Regions from separate parts of the Homo sapiens genome. Here regions 1 and 2 are each linked to region 3. The links are chromatin contacts, found by Hi-C or POLR2A ChIA-PET in ENCODE. All regions are on one chromosome and are shown on one strand. Each heading gives the region's core, a stretch centred on a gene start or an enhancer-like site at or near the end of the contact. The rest is flanking DNA. Distances are from core to core; before and after follow the strand shown.

Region 1 (4,437 bases), core at 1,833-4,332, 200 kb after region 3:
CTAATTTTTGTATTTTTAGTAGACATGGTGTTTCGCTATGTTGGCCGGGCTTGTCTTGAACTCCTGACCTCAGGTGATGCACCCGCCTCAGCCTCCCAAAGCGCTGGGACTATAGGCATAAGCCACCACACTCAGCCTAAGCATGTTTTTTAAACAATGATAAAATCTTCTAGAATTAATCTCCCAATCACTGGGCTTCATACGCATCTCTGATCTCTACCTCTCCCTGATTCCACATCACTCACTTGCAAGGTATTATTATTATTATTATTATTATTATTATTGTTGTTGTTGCTGTTGTTGTTGTTGTTGTTATTGAGACAAGGATCTTTCTATGTGGCCCAGGCTGGCCTCGAACTCCTGGGCTCAACAAATCCTCCCTCCTCAGCCTCCCAAGTCACTGTGACTACAGGTGTGCACCACCACATGCAGGTGCCAGCTATTGTTAATTCTTTTCTCACAATGTCTCTTGAATTCAATACTTAATACATGGTATAATTTTAATCATGGTTCTTATTTTATTTTATTTCATTTCATTTTATGTTTTGAGACAGGGTCTCATTCTGTTGCCCAGGCTGGAGTGCAATGGCACAATCTCGGCTCACTGAAACCTCTGCCTCCTAGGTTCAAGCGATTCTCCTACCTCAGCCTCCCAAGTAGCTGGGATTACAAGTGCCCACCACCACGCCCAGCTAATTTTTGTATTTTTAGTACAGACAGCATTTCACCATGTTGGCCAGGCTGGTCTCGAACTCCTGACTTCAAGTGATCCACCTGCCTCAGCCTCTCAAAGTACTGGGATTACAGGAATAAGCCACTGTGCCCGGCCTATTTATTTTTTTGAGACAGGGTCTCACTCTGTCATCCAGGCTGGAGTGCAGTGGCATGATTGCAGCTCGCTGCAGCCTTGACCCCTGGGCTCAAGCGATCCTCCCATCTCATCCTCCGAAGTAGCTGAAACTACAAGTGCATGCCACCACACCTGGCTAATGTTCGTTTTTTCTGTAGAGACAGGGTTTTGCCATGTTGCCCAGGCTCATCTCGAACTGTCTGCCTTAGCCTGCCAAAGTATTGAGATTACAGATGTGAGCCACTTGATCATAGTTATAATTTTTATTGCTGATTTCCCCAACTCCAGTCTCTGTCATATTAGTTAGTGCTCAATATACTTGTGATTATGTTATTTTGCTACTCAGAAACTTTCAATAGTTCTTCATTGCCTTCGGAGCAAAACACAAATTCATGAGCCTGGTGTTCAAAGTATCTTCACGGTAGAGGTCCTATATATCTAGAATTATCTGTATGAACTCTCCACTGTGGTCAACTTAATCTACTTGCCACTCCCCAAACACACCTCTGCCACTCTCTCTCTCTGGAATTCTTCCCACCTTGTCAAAATGCTACCCATCTTATAAAGCCTATGTCAAATATTTGTGTATATTTTATGGTCTCTATTGGATTGTGTGTTCCCTGAAGACAAACAGAGTATCTTTCACATTTGTGTGTTCCATGGGCACCTTGCCCATGGTAGGGGAAGGGGAAAAATTAGCATTTACTGAACACCTCCCGTGTGCCAGAGATAGTGGAAATTGCTTTACATATGCTATCTCATTAAACCCTGAGAGCAACTCTATTCAATAGGGATTATTATTCTAATTCATTGATCATAAAACTGAGGTTCAATGGCGTGATTTTTCCAAGGTCACAAAGCTAGTTATTGCTAGAGTCAAAATTTGAAACTGAGAGCTATCTAACAATAAATACATTTGAGGAAGGAAGAAGCAAATAATTATGCTCACAAAGGATAAATCACAAAAGAAATACAAATGGCTAAAAAACACATTGAAAAATTCAGCCTCACTCATCAGCTTTCAAACAGTAATGTTTTTTACCAATCAAAAGTTATTAAATATACTGGCCAGGCATGGTGGCTCACACCCTGTAATCACGCCTCAGATGGATGGATCATTTGAGGTCAGGAGTTCAAGACCAGCTTGGCCAACATGGCGAGACCCTGTCTCAACTAAAAATACAAAAATTAGCCAGGCATGGTGAAGTGCACCTGTAATCCCAGCTACTTGGGGGTCTGAGGTAGGAGAATCGCTTGAACTGGTAGGCGGAGGTTGCAGTGAGCTGAGATCAAGCCACTGCACTCTAGCCTAGGTGACAGAGTGAGACTCCCTCTTATTAATATGCAATAATATGTTGGCAAGTGTTGGGGAACAGGGACATTTTGCACTATTGGTAGAAGCAAAAATTGGATCATCTCTGGAAGGCAATATGACCTTTAAAAATGTGCAGAGCCTTTGACCTAATTAACTCCACTTCTAGAAATGTAACCTGAGGAAGCAGCAAGAGATGCATAAAAGCATTTATAATTAATTTATAATTAAGGATGTTTATCTTGGCATGGAAAACCAGAAACAAGCTAAATATCCAACAAGCGGTGTTTACTAAATACACTGTGCTCACACTTATCATAGAACCCAGTATAGCAATAAAAAAATTATAAAAAGATACTTCATGACATGGGAATGTGCTCATAATGTATTAAGTAAAAACATAAACCAGGTGGCAAAGCAGCATTGCAACATGATGCAATATATTTAGAAAATTATGAATATAAAATGACTCAAAGGATATATTCTAAAATGTCTAATAGTGTTTATTTCTAGAGGTGGGTTTTATTTGCATTTTGCTTATTGATATTTTCAAACTTTCCACACTGAGTGTATATTACTTTTTAAAAATTGGGGCCTGGAGCAGTGGCTCATACCTATAATCCCAGCACTTTGGGAGGCTGACAAAAATTAGCCAGGCATGGTGGTGCGTGCCTGTAGTCCCAGCTACTCAGGAGGCTGAGGCAGGAGAATCGCTTGAACCTAGGAGGCAGAGGTTGCAGTGAGCCGAGATTGCACCACTGCACTCCAGCCTGGTGACAGAGTGAGACTCTGTCTCAAAAATAAAAAAAAAAAAAAAAAAAAAAAAATTGGAGCCAGGGCATGGCCAGGGGGAGGGGGAAGAATGTGTTGATATTAACTATGCTTCCTAGGATCAGAACAATCAAAACACATCAGATATGAGGCCTTCCGAAGGGAGTGTCATCCACTGCCCAGCACCTGCCACACCACACCCTTGGGCTGGGCAAACTTCTGGAACAGTGGGAAGTGCGGGGGCGAGAGCGCCTCACCTCAGTCTCCAGTTCTGTTGCTTGTCAGAAAAGCACCCAAGGGCCCGTTAGGAGGCATCATGGTGGTGCCTAGCTGATGGCCAAGGCCCCAAGAGAGGCTTCAGTGTAGGAAGCCATTGTAACTTAAAGCTGAGGAAGAAACACAGGTGCAGATTCCAGAGGAGTTCACATATTCACCTCCTAGAATGCTATATGGTTTGTGGTCAACCTCACCGCCTGAGGAGCAGAGCAGGCTTGAGGCCAAGTGAGAACACAGCCTGGGAGTGAGTCATGGGAGATGGGAAAAAAAGCGTAGCAACCAACAGAGACTTAAGCTGAAACCAAGTGTAGGAGTTGACAGAAATGAGGGTGGAGATACAGACTTGCAAGGACTGACTTTGAAAAAGAACCTGTTTTTCCAACCAGGGACCTGGATGTTTTTAAGGTCAGATTGCCTTCTAGAGTAGATCTAATTTTTGCTTTTACCAAAAGCAGGAATTTTTTAGGTCTTATGTAGCCCCTAGCTCACACAAAACCATTGGTGGTTGTTTTTTTAAAAACAAACAAATTTTGATTATAAAGAAAATGCTCAAATGAACAATATGCATATGATTCAGCCCTCATGGAAACTTTTTAATACCTGCAAAGCCCCTGACTTCATTCTTCACATCTGTCTTTCAAGGTAGACTAGCAATGGCATGGTCTCCATCTGGCAGATTAAAAACAAAAACAAAAACAAACAAACAAAAAACCTGAGAAATTAAAATCACGTTTCCATAGCTTGACCATGTTGAAAGGTGATACCACAAGAGTCTACCTCACTGGTTGATTTATTGCTCAAAAGCAGTTCTCAATCCCCAATTCTTTTTTTTTTTTTTTTTTTTTTTTGAGACGGAGTCTGGCTCTGTTGCCCAGGCTGGAGTGCAGTGGCGTGATCTCAGCTTACTCCAACCTCCGCCTCATGGGTTCAAGCAATTCTCCTGCCTCAGCCTCCCAAGTACCTGGGATTACAGGTGCACACCCCCACGCCTGGCTAAATTTTGTATTTTTAGTAGAGACGGGATTTCACCATGTTGGCCAGGCTGGTCTCGAACTCCTGACCTCAAGAGATTCACCTGCCTCGGCCTCCCAAAGTGCTGGGATTACAGGCATGAGTCACCACGCCCGGCCCCCAATTCTGTGAAATTCCATATGACAATATTTTTTTCTGGGAAGGCCAAAGCTGTGATTTGGTAGAAGGAGTGGAGGACTCGCAGCTGGAAGAGCTG
Region 2 (4,116 bases), core at 1,114-3,613, 170 kb before region 3:
TCAGAAATGATGGTTTTATTTAGAAGTAAGTGAGCAAAAGCAATGATTTCATAGGCCCCAGTGCCAAAATCTTAGCTCAATGTTTCTCAAATGTTTTGTTTTCAGAACCTCTTCAAAGTCTTAAAAAATATTGTAGAGTCCAAAGAACTATTGTTTAGCTAAGTATCTATCAATATTTATAATTCTAGAAATTAAAGCTGAAAAACTTATAAAATATTTGTTAGTTCATTAAAAATAATAAACCTAATACATGTTAACATAAATAACATTTTATGGAAAATAACTAGTTTCCAAAATTACAAATATTTAGTCAGAGTGGGCAGTTTTAAAAAATATTGTTACAAATCTCTTTAATTTATGACTTAACAGAAGATAGCAGGTGACTCACATCTGTTTCTGCAGAAAGACCCCCCAGTAAATTTGTAAGAGAATGAGAGTTAGAAATGCAAATAATGTTTTATTCCCACAGCTGTAACCTTGTGGGTTTCCTGGAAAGGGTCTCAGGGGCCATCCCGACGGGGTGCCTGGACCACACTTTGAGAACCATTGTCTAAACTTAAGAGTGTGTTTTTTGGGCCGGGCGCGGTGGCTCACGCCTGTAATCCCAGCACTTTGGGAGGCCGAGGCGGGTGGATCACGAGGTCAGGAGATCGAGACCATCTTGGCTAACACGGTGAAACCCCGTCTCTACTAAAAAATACAAAAAATTAGCCTGGTGTTGTGGCGGGCGCCTGTAATCCCAGCTACTCAGGAGGCTGAGGCAGGAGAATGGCGTGAACCCCGGAGGCGGAGCTTGCAGTGAGCCGAGAGAGCGCCACTGCAGTCCGGCCTGGGCGAAAGAGCCAGACTCCGTCTCAAAAAAAAAAAAAAAAGTGTGTTTTTTGTTTGTGTGTGTGTGTGTGTGTGTGTGTGTGTGTGTGTGTGTGAATGTCTCTTCATCCAAGAAAAATCTAAATGGGCTATTGTCTTGGCGTAGGAAGTAGGTGAGGGTGCGGTGGATTTCAGAAAAAATAATGTCCCAGTTACTGATTTTAAGAGAATAGCCCTGAGACAAGTGTGGGCGCATTGAAACACCACTGCAACCCTCTAAACTATTGCAGAGTTGCCACCACCAGGTGTCTGGCTAGAAAGATGTCATCTTCCCAAGACAGCTACCTGCCCAGATGATGTACCTTAGCCCCAGGAAGGAGGAGGAAGAAGAGGCAGACAGAATGATGCCCAAACCCCTGCGGCCCGGAGACGAGGTAGTGCCTGAGTCAGGAAGCTGGGAGAGCCCAGCTCAGTGGAAGAGGCATGTGGATCCTGGTTAGGTGTGAAGCCAGGAGGGCTTCTTAGCCACAGCCTGAAATCGAAGCCCAGGATCGAGCCACAGTCTGAAATTTTTGGATCGCAGCTCTGCCAATTAAACCAATGGTAACAATAATAATGTACTGTCATATATGTAAGAACTGCCATATATGGAGCATTTTGAGCCAGGCAATGTGCCAAGCACTTGACAGAAATCATTTCATTAATCCCACACAGCCAACCCTTTGAGATAACCATTGCCCTCATCCCTTTTTTACAGACAAATAAAGCAAGGCAGGAAGAGTTGGAATTATCAATCAAGGTCACACACACTATGTTGGTTGAGCTGAAATTTGAATTCAGTTCCGCCGGGCTGCAAAAACTCTCTGCTGCTTCCCAGCTGCACCAGCTAGGCAAACTCCTGCCAGAGGAAATCTCACAGTTGGAGTGCAGTAGGCATAGATTTCTCCTACTTAACTGGGGGGAGGCTGTAGTCACAGCGAAGGGAATATTATTGTGTCCCATGGGAAGAAACATGAAGACGGAGTGGACGCTTCATTCCTACTCCAATCAGCCATCTGGAGGGTTCAGGGCTGAACTGTAGTGGGGGCATCACAAAACTTAGGGAGGTGAGGAGCCTCCCTTAGGGAGGTGACAGCCTGAGTACATGGCCCCCAAGCTTTCAGATCCCTTCCTGCACCCCTCCCCACCTAGCTCTGCACTTGGCATTGTTGCTACTAGCCAGGAAGTCTGAGATCTGCGCAAACCCCGCCCTTCCCCGCCGCCCCCGTAAGCACTACCGTCCCTTCAAAGTTCAGACGTGGGGTCCTTTGGAGCCCTGCTCCCTAGAGGGTCGCCTGGCACATGGCCACCTCCACATCCCGCCCCTTCTGAGCTCAGCCTCCCAGAGGTGTGAACTTCTTACAAACACACACTATCACCCAATTCCCTGGAAAAACAAACAGGACAATTGTGTGAAAATTCCATTCTAAGGCATCCTCCCTTCTCTGTAACCAGAGGCTCCAAGGAGTTCAGCATAGCACGAGCTTTTAATTTGCGTGCAGACAAGCACAAAAGGCACAACCGGATATACCTGTTATTTCCCAATGACCTGAGAGCCCGAAGTTTATGTTAAGCCTTGGGTTATGGCACAGCTTGCACGCAAGGCCCTGCAGCTCCTGCAGGCAATTGAGAGGTGGTGGTGTACAGGACAGAGGAACAACTCTGAAGTGACAGCACATAATTTAATTCCCCCTAAGCTTTCCAAGCATGCAGACTGTTCCTTTTTTGTCAGCGTATAACCTAAGTGATTTGTTCTACTCAGGCAAGAAATGTCTAATTTAAACCACATTGCAGCTAAGCCCTTAGTGAAGAAGGAGAACTCCTTGAGGCTTAGCCGTGCGTGGTTAGGCTGGTGGTAGCTGAGGCAAAGCAGACCTCTTTCAGCCCCTGTATTTCTTACTCAGGTCATGACTGGAGATACGTGGGTTGGGGGGCTCTAATCACCACACTCACTCTTCTGTCTCACACTTCATCCCTCGTGAATGGGTTTAGTTTTAGTAAGAATGTTTACAGGAGAGTGTTGGCTACATGTCCCCAACATCCCGGGTTTGAGTCCCATCTGAGCCACCAGGAGTTGGGTGACTTCAGGGAAACCTCTTAAACTCTAACCATTGTTTTTTCTTCTCTGAGAAACAGGACAAATCGGTAGTGGGGGTGCACAGATTGGCACATTTTCGTGGCAAGCGATCTGGCTTAGGAAGCAAGAGATCTGTGCTCCAGCCTAGCTTTGTTCCCAACTAGCAGTGGATTTGCAGCAAGGAACTTTTCTCTGGGCCTCAATTTCCTCATCTGTAAAATAAGCAGGCTGGATGAAATGGTCTTTGAAGTTCCTTCAGCTATAAAATACTATGTATGTCTTAAATCACTTGGAGTTTGACAAAATAATAGTTATAATAATTTTAATTATTATTGTGATTTCTTCCTACAATCCCAAAGATTTCACTAGCCATGCAAATCTTTTAAAATTCTTCTTTAAAAGTACTTTTCTTGGCCTTACTGACATGAAGCAAAGAAGGATTCTAGGCCCCCAGATGGTAGGATTTGGGGTAGACATTCTGTGTCTGTCTCATTCCCCATGGAATTATCAAATTTCCCCCCTAGCCACGCCAGACTGCTAAATGGTCTCTAAGTATAGCCTACATTTCAAGGCTGTTTCCTCAGCCAAAAATGCCCCTTCTCCTTGTCTGCTGTGAAACTCCCTTCCTTTTACCCTCCTCTTTCCATTATGGGACAGTTTTCTCTTCTGGGCTCCCTTGAGCACTTCACACTATTATTCCATTGACTTCATGCTGTTATTTTTGGTTTTGTATTCAATATATCTTTGCTCAACTAGACCCTCAGGAACTCTGTCATCTGTACCACCCAGCCTCTCCTTCCCAGCCTTCCCCAGCACCTGGTACACATTCATGGAAGAATTAACTTTTGAACCCTGTGGATTTCATCACAATAGGATAAGAATGCTGCATGGGTTTAGGATAGACGTTCACAATCTGAGATGAGCAGTGCTAGCCCCAGTCCCCAAAGGAAACCTAGTTAGGGTGGTGATTAGAGACATTTTGAACAATTACTTCAGGAAAGGATCAAATTCATTGAAAAGCTGCTTATCTTAGTGAAAATGTTGTAACTGTGGAAAGACATAAAAGACAAAATGTTCATAACTGTATCCTTGGAAGTGCCTTTCTTTAAAGAATAGGAATCATCTCACCAAAGTATTTGAAGAAGAATGTGTGTGGTTGTTTGCATGTAGCTGCCTATACTTAAGAATGT
Region 3 (4,279 bases), core at 573-3,072:
TGAGCTCATTTTGTATAGCATTTCCATTGTTCTGGCAAACACAAAATATATATGAATGTACAAACTGAGAAATATAAATTGTATAATTTTAGTGATTCTGCGTAAAATTTAAATGTTCTTCTATTTACATTTAAAATTGCCATTTTATGCTAATATCATTAAATTTTAATTTTTCTTTTCTTAGAACAACAATAAATTTTAAAAACTTCATGACAAGTCGAGAGGGAAAGTACAGAGGAAAGGAAGGAATTTTATGTTTTAGTAATTTTCACATCATTTTTCCTTGATTTTCGAAGGAGGGCCTTGCATTTTCAGGCCCTGCAAATTATGCAGCCAACCTTGCATAGGAGGTTAGTGCTGGAAAGACCTTAGAGATTATCTAGCTCAATCCATTCATCAGACACAAAAGATGGACTGAGAAAGATGAAATGATATTTTGCTTAGGAAATTAAAAGGGGAGAGTAGGATGGGAAAAACTTCCTCCATCTTCAGATCTTCAGGAGTGAACGGTGGTTTCACTGAAAGACACTAAGTCCACGGGGAGCCGCACCTCTCAGATCTGTCTCTTTGCAGGTTGTCTAACGCCCACTCCCTCCCGTGTTGATCTGGGCTTCTCTCACATTAGAGGGCAGTAGAGCCAAGTACCCAGATCCTTTGCAGCTGCTGCATATTTTGGCCCCACGTCCACCATCCTGGGTTTCCCCCTGTGGGTGTCCTTCCCACACATTCAACATCCAAGCAAGGTCCTACACCACCAAGAGAGTCCCGCCAGCCCTGGGCACCTACGGGGACTTCCAGTGGACACGTATTCTATTCTTGGGAACTTTCGGTTTCTAAGAAGTCCACAAAGCCTTTAAAAGTTTGGAAAAAGAGTTGAAAAGAATCGTAAGAGGTAGGATTTAGAGGAGAACGGGGAGTCCCGATGCAACGCCCTGAGTCTTCCTCCCTTAGACAACTTTTTCCTTCCTGTGAAGACAGTATGCAAGGAAAAAAAGAGAGTGCTAGAACTGAATTGGGAACAATGTAATGTCTTTTTCTATTGCTCTGGCAAAATCCTTGCTGAGAAACTGAGAAGTGTTGATTCTGAAAGCTTTTTTAGAAATTCTTTCCAAGGCAACTTAATTCAACAACACATTTAACAAGAGTCTTTTGTCAGACATCCTGTCCTCTGATATTTTAGAAAACACCACACACACACACACACACACACACGTGCACATGCATGTATGCACACACACTTTATTTTCACTTTTCTTCCCATCCAGCCCAAGGCATGCCCAGAGCACAGCAAAGCAACGCTTGGAGCTTTGAAAGGACACCATGTCCTTTCAAAACATGATTTTGAATTCCATCCTGCCTTCTCTCCACCTACATTAAAACTCTTGAAGGACATTTTCTTCTAATACTGTCTTTTTTGGGACTTCTTCATGTTGCCTGCAAATTATCTCTTTTCGAATCACAGCGTTTTGGGCACAGACCATCACTGCCCACGGAGTGATGAAGCAGACCGGGGCTGTGGTTACAGAGTCAGAAAGAAGGGTCTCCTGCCCCAGGGACCACCACACCCTCTCCCAGCATTCAAGCTGCCCAAGCTTTCTCAGAAAACATCTTTCCAGGCCATCACCAGCAGCGGGTTTTACCAAAAACGTCCCACTCTCTGGCTTCCTTGCTGATCTGTGGGCCTTGCTGGATCCACCCGCTCACGCACGGCCCTCCCCACAGACCTCTGCCTCGGCTGGATTCTTCCCTTCCACTGGCTCTTATGTGCTGGACTTCTGGATTCTCATTTGCTTCCTGAATTTTGTCGCCAGGACTCAGAATTCAGTCCTCCTGTCCAGTTCTGCTCTTGCGAGAGCCAACTCACATGCAAGCCCTCAAATCCTTCCTCATTGCTCTGAGGCTGGTTCTGGAGCACTTCGGCAGGGCCTGTATTCTAGCATAGTATCATAGTGCTTGCCTCCCCCACTAAAATGAAAATCAGGGACAATGACTCTTTCTCCAGGCCTCCTCTTCTACCCAAATACCTGGTGCTGGACTGGTATGCCGGCACACATTAGATGCTCAGTAAATAATTGCTGTCTAAAACAGATGTTCTCCACTGCAAGCACAACATTCCTTGTTAACATATCTGCACAAAAACCCAGAAAACAAATGTGGTTGTAACTTTGATTTCAGTTTGACAAACGTCTTTCAGTTGTGTTTCCAGAACGCCTCTTCCATCAACTTCAAAAGGCTGTGAACCGGGAGGCTGTCACACACGTAAGATCCAAAAAGCCACGTGGACTGCTCTGCCCAGCTGCAGGGCACTAGGGGCTGTTGTTGAGCTCTGAACAGATCCTGGGATTATTTATAATTGAAAATCAGACTCTGAGAGCCTTTAGAGTCATGAAGGAACTCATTATTCTCCTTCCCCACGTGCTTCTCCTCTGTTTTTCCCACCTCTGCCTCTGACCTGACATCTGACCACACTCACAGCAGGCTCTTCAGATCCCCTAGGCCTCAGAGCACCTGTGCTTGGCAAACAGCTGCTTTCCTGCTGGACTGAGACCCGCAGACCACCTGCATGCCCACACATACCCTTCTGACTGCAATGGAGCATCAAAGACTGAGAGCGAGGACCGGGTGGCCAGCTGAGGCGGAAACTCCGCCAGAGCTGACTTATTCCCAGGCTTATCTCAGCAGGGGCCTGCAGAAGTGGGGACACGGAATTGAGGCCACTGTGAGTTTTCGGTGTAAGCTTAGTCCCATTTCCAATCCACATGATCACCTCCCTGCCCCCTCCCCCTCCACATTCTTGGCCTGAGCCAGTCCCTCCCGTGAACACAGCAAAGGCCAGGTGACCAAGAAAGTGGAATAATAAAGGATTTTAGACTGGGGGAGGCAACTAATGGTCTTCTAAGCCAGTGAATAAAAAACTGTTTTAGCTGCCCAACCCTTTCTTCAAAAGAACCTTATTGGAAAGTCAAACAGGCAAAACCTATAAAAACCCAGAAAGAACAATCCACACTTCTGCTCTCTGGTTTTGCTTCTATCTGGCCATGATGTTTTCATCATTTTACTCTTCTGCCTTAGCTCCCTTTCATTCCTGACAAGCAGAGGCCTCTGACATCTCTGAGCCCAAACATGGGTACAGCAGTGCCTCTGAAGCCAGCAGTGCCAGACCAGCAGCAGAACTTCTCTTGCCCATCTGGGAATGGTGTTTACTGAAAACCAGAGAAAACAGGCACATTGATGAGTCCATCAGTTAGATTATTCTTTCTTGAGAGTGGCTGAAACCTGTATGAGTTTGTTCTCACATTGCTATAAAGAAATACCTGAGACTGGGCAATTTATAAAGAAAAGAGGTTTAATGGGCTTATGGTTCTGCAGGCTGTACAGAAAGCATGGTAGCATCTGCTTCCAGGGAGGCGTCAGGAAGCTTCCAATCATGGCAGAAGGTGAAAGGGGAGTAGGCATCTCACATGACAGGAGCAGAAGCAAGAGAAGGACGTGGGGGAGGAGCCACCCACTTTTAAACAGCCAGATCTCACGAGAACTCACTCACCATCATGAGAACAGCACCAAGGGGATGGTGACAAACCATTCGTGAGACATCTGCCCCCATGATCCAATTACCTCCCACCAGGCCCCACCTCCAGCACGGGAATTACAGCTCAACATGAGATGTAGTGAAGACACGGATCCAAACCATATCAAAGCCCAATACAAATAAGTTTAATTAAAATGGGGCTTTATTGGAAGGATAGTGGAACATCCACACACATACCTGGGCTCCCAGTAACTAGAATCCAGCCTCAGTGCCATGATGATCCCTCTTTCTCTGTCTCTCCTCTCTCATTCTCTCCAGTAGAGATGAGTTTTCTCTGTGTGACCACAAACATAGCCTCTGGGAGCTCTAGATTCCCATCCCTCCAGATTCCCATCCCTCCAGACTCCCTGAGCCAAAAAGCCCTCACCACCAACTTCTTTTAAAACAATCCTAGGAAAGCCTCTGATTGGTCCAGATTCCGCCATGTGCCCATCCCTGAACCAATCACTGTAGCCAGAGGGATGGACACATGTTCTCCCCATGGCCAGGATGCAGAGTTCTGGGATTGGCAGCTCCTTCCGGGCCATCAGCAAGGACACCGGGAGGAAGTAGTTCCGTGAAGAAAGAAGGGCTTCTGTTAGATTGATGGCAAACAGCACAGGTTCTTAATATTTTGATAGAGACTCTCTTGGAAACTCCTATAGCCGAAAAGATGCCTTAACCAAAAAGATTGTACCTTTGACTTCAGAA

Evidence for each region. Hi-C counts contacts between places; a loop is a spot of excess contacts on that map. ChIA-PET counts read pairs that join two places held with the same protein, here RNA polymerase II (POLR2A). Pooled maps may share reads with other maps.
Region 1: a pooled map shows a loop between it and region 3 (13-fold over the local background). The contact joins two enhancer-like sites. A Hi-C loop is called at or near these places in 6 of 50 pooled maps. POLR2A ChIA-PET finds 5 or more read pairs at or near these places in 3 of 52 experiments (Caco-2, H1 and activated T-cell).
Region 2: a pooled map shows a loop between it and region 3 (2.6-fold over the local background). The contact joins two enhancer-like sites. A Hi-C loop is called at or near these places in 1 of 168 maps with a recorded cell type or tissue (Caco-2), 1 of 37 single-sample maps with no recorded cell type and 8 of 50 pooled maps. POLR2A ChIA-PET finds 5 or more read pairs at or near these places in 4 of 52 experiments (BJ, HEK293, RWPE1 and 1 more).

What each region holds. Positions count from the first base shown.
Region 1 is chr2:38,459,094-38,463,530 of GRCh38, forward strand. All of the region lies in intron 4 of LINC02613 (long intergenic non-protein coding RNA 2613), which reads right to left. Among named protein-coding and RNA genes, the nearest start is that of LINC01883, 30 kb to the left of the region's middle. Within about 2 kb of position 3,083, at least 11 of the 41 ENCODE cell types and tissues checked have a DNase peak (open chromatin) inside an H3K27ac peak, as active enhancers do.
Region 2 is chr2:38,094,013-38,098,128 of GRCh38, forward strand. No RefSeq gene overlaps it. Among named protein-coding and RNA genes, the nearest start is that of CYP1B1, 20 kb to the left of the region's middle. Within about 2 kb of position 2,364, at least 13 of the 41 ENCODE cell types and tissues checked have a DNase peak (open chromatin) inside an H3K27ac peak, as active enhancers do.
Region 3 is chr2:38,259,954-38,264,232 of GRCh38, forward strand. No RefSeq gene overlaps it. Among named protein-coding and RNA genes, the nearest start is that of ATL2, 120 kb to the right of the region's middle. Within about 2 kb of position 1,823, at least 3 of the 41 ENCODE cell types and tissues checked have a DNase peak (open chromatin) inside an H3K27ac peak, as active enhancers do.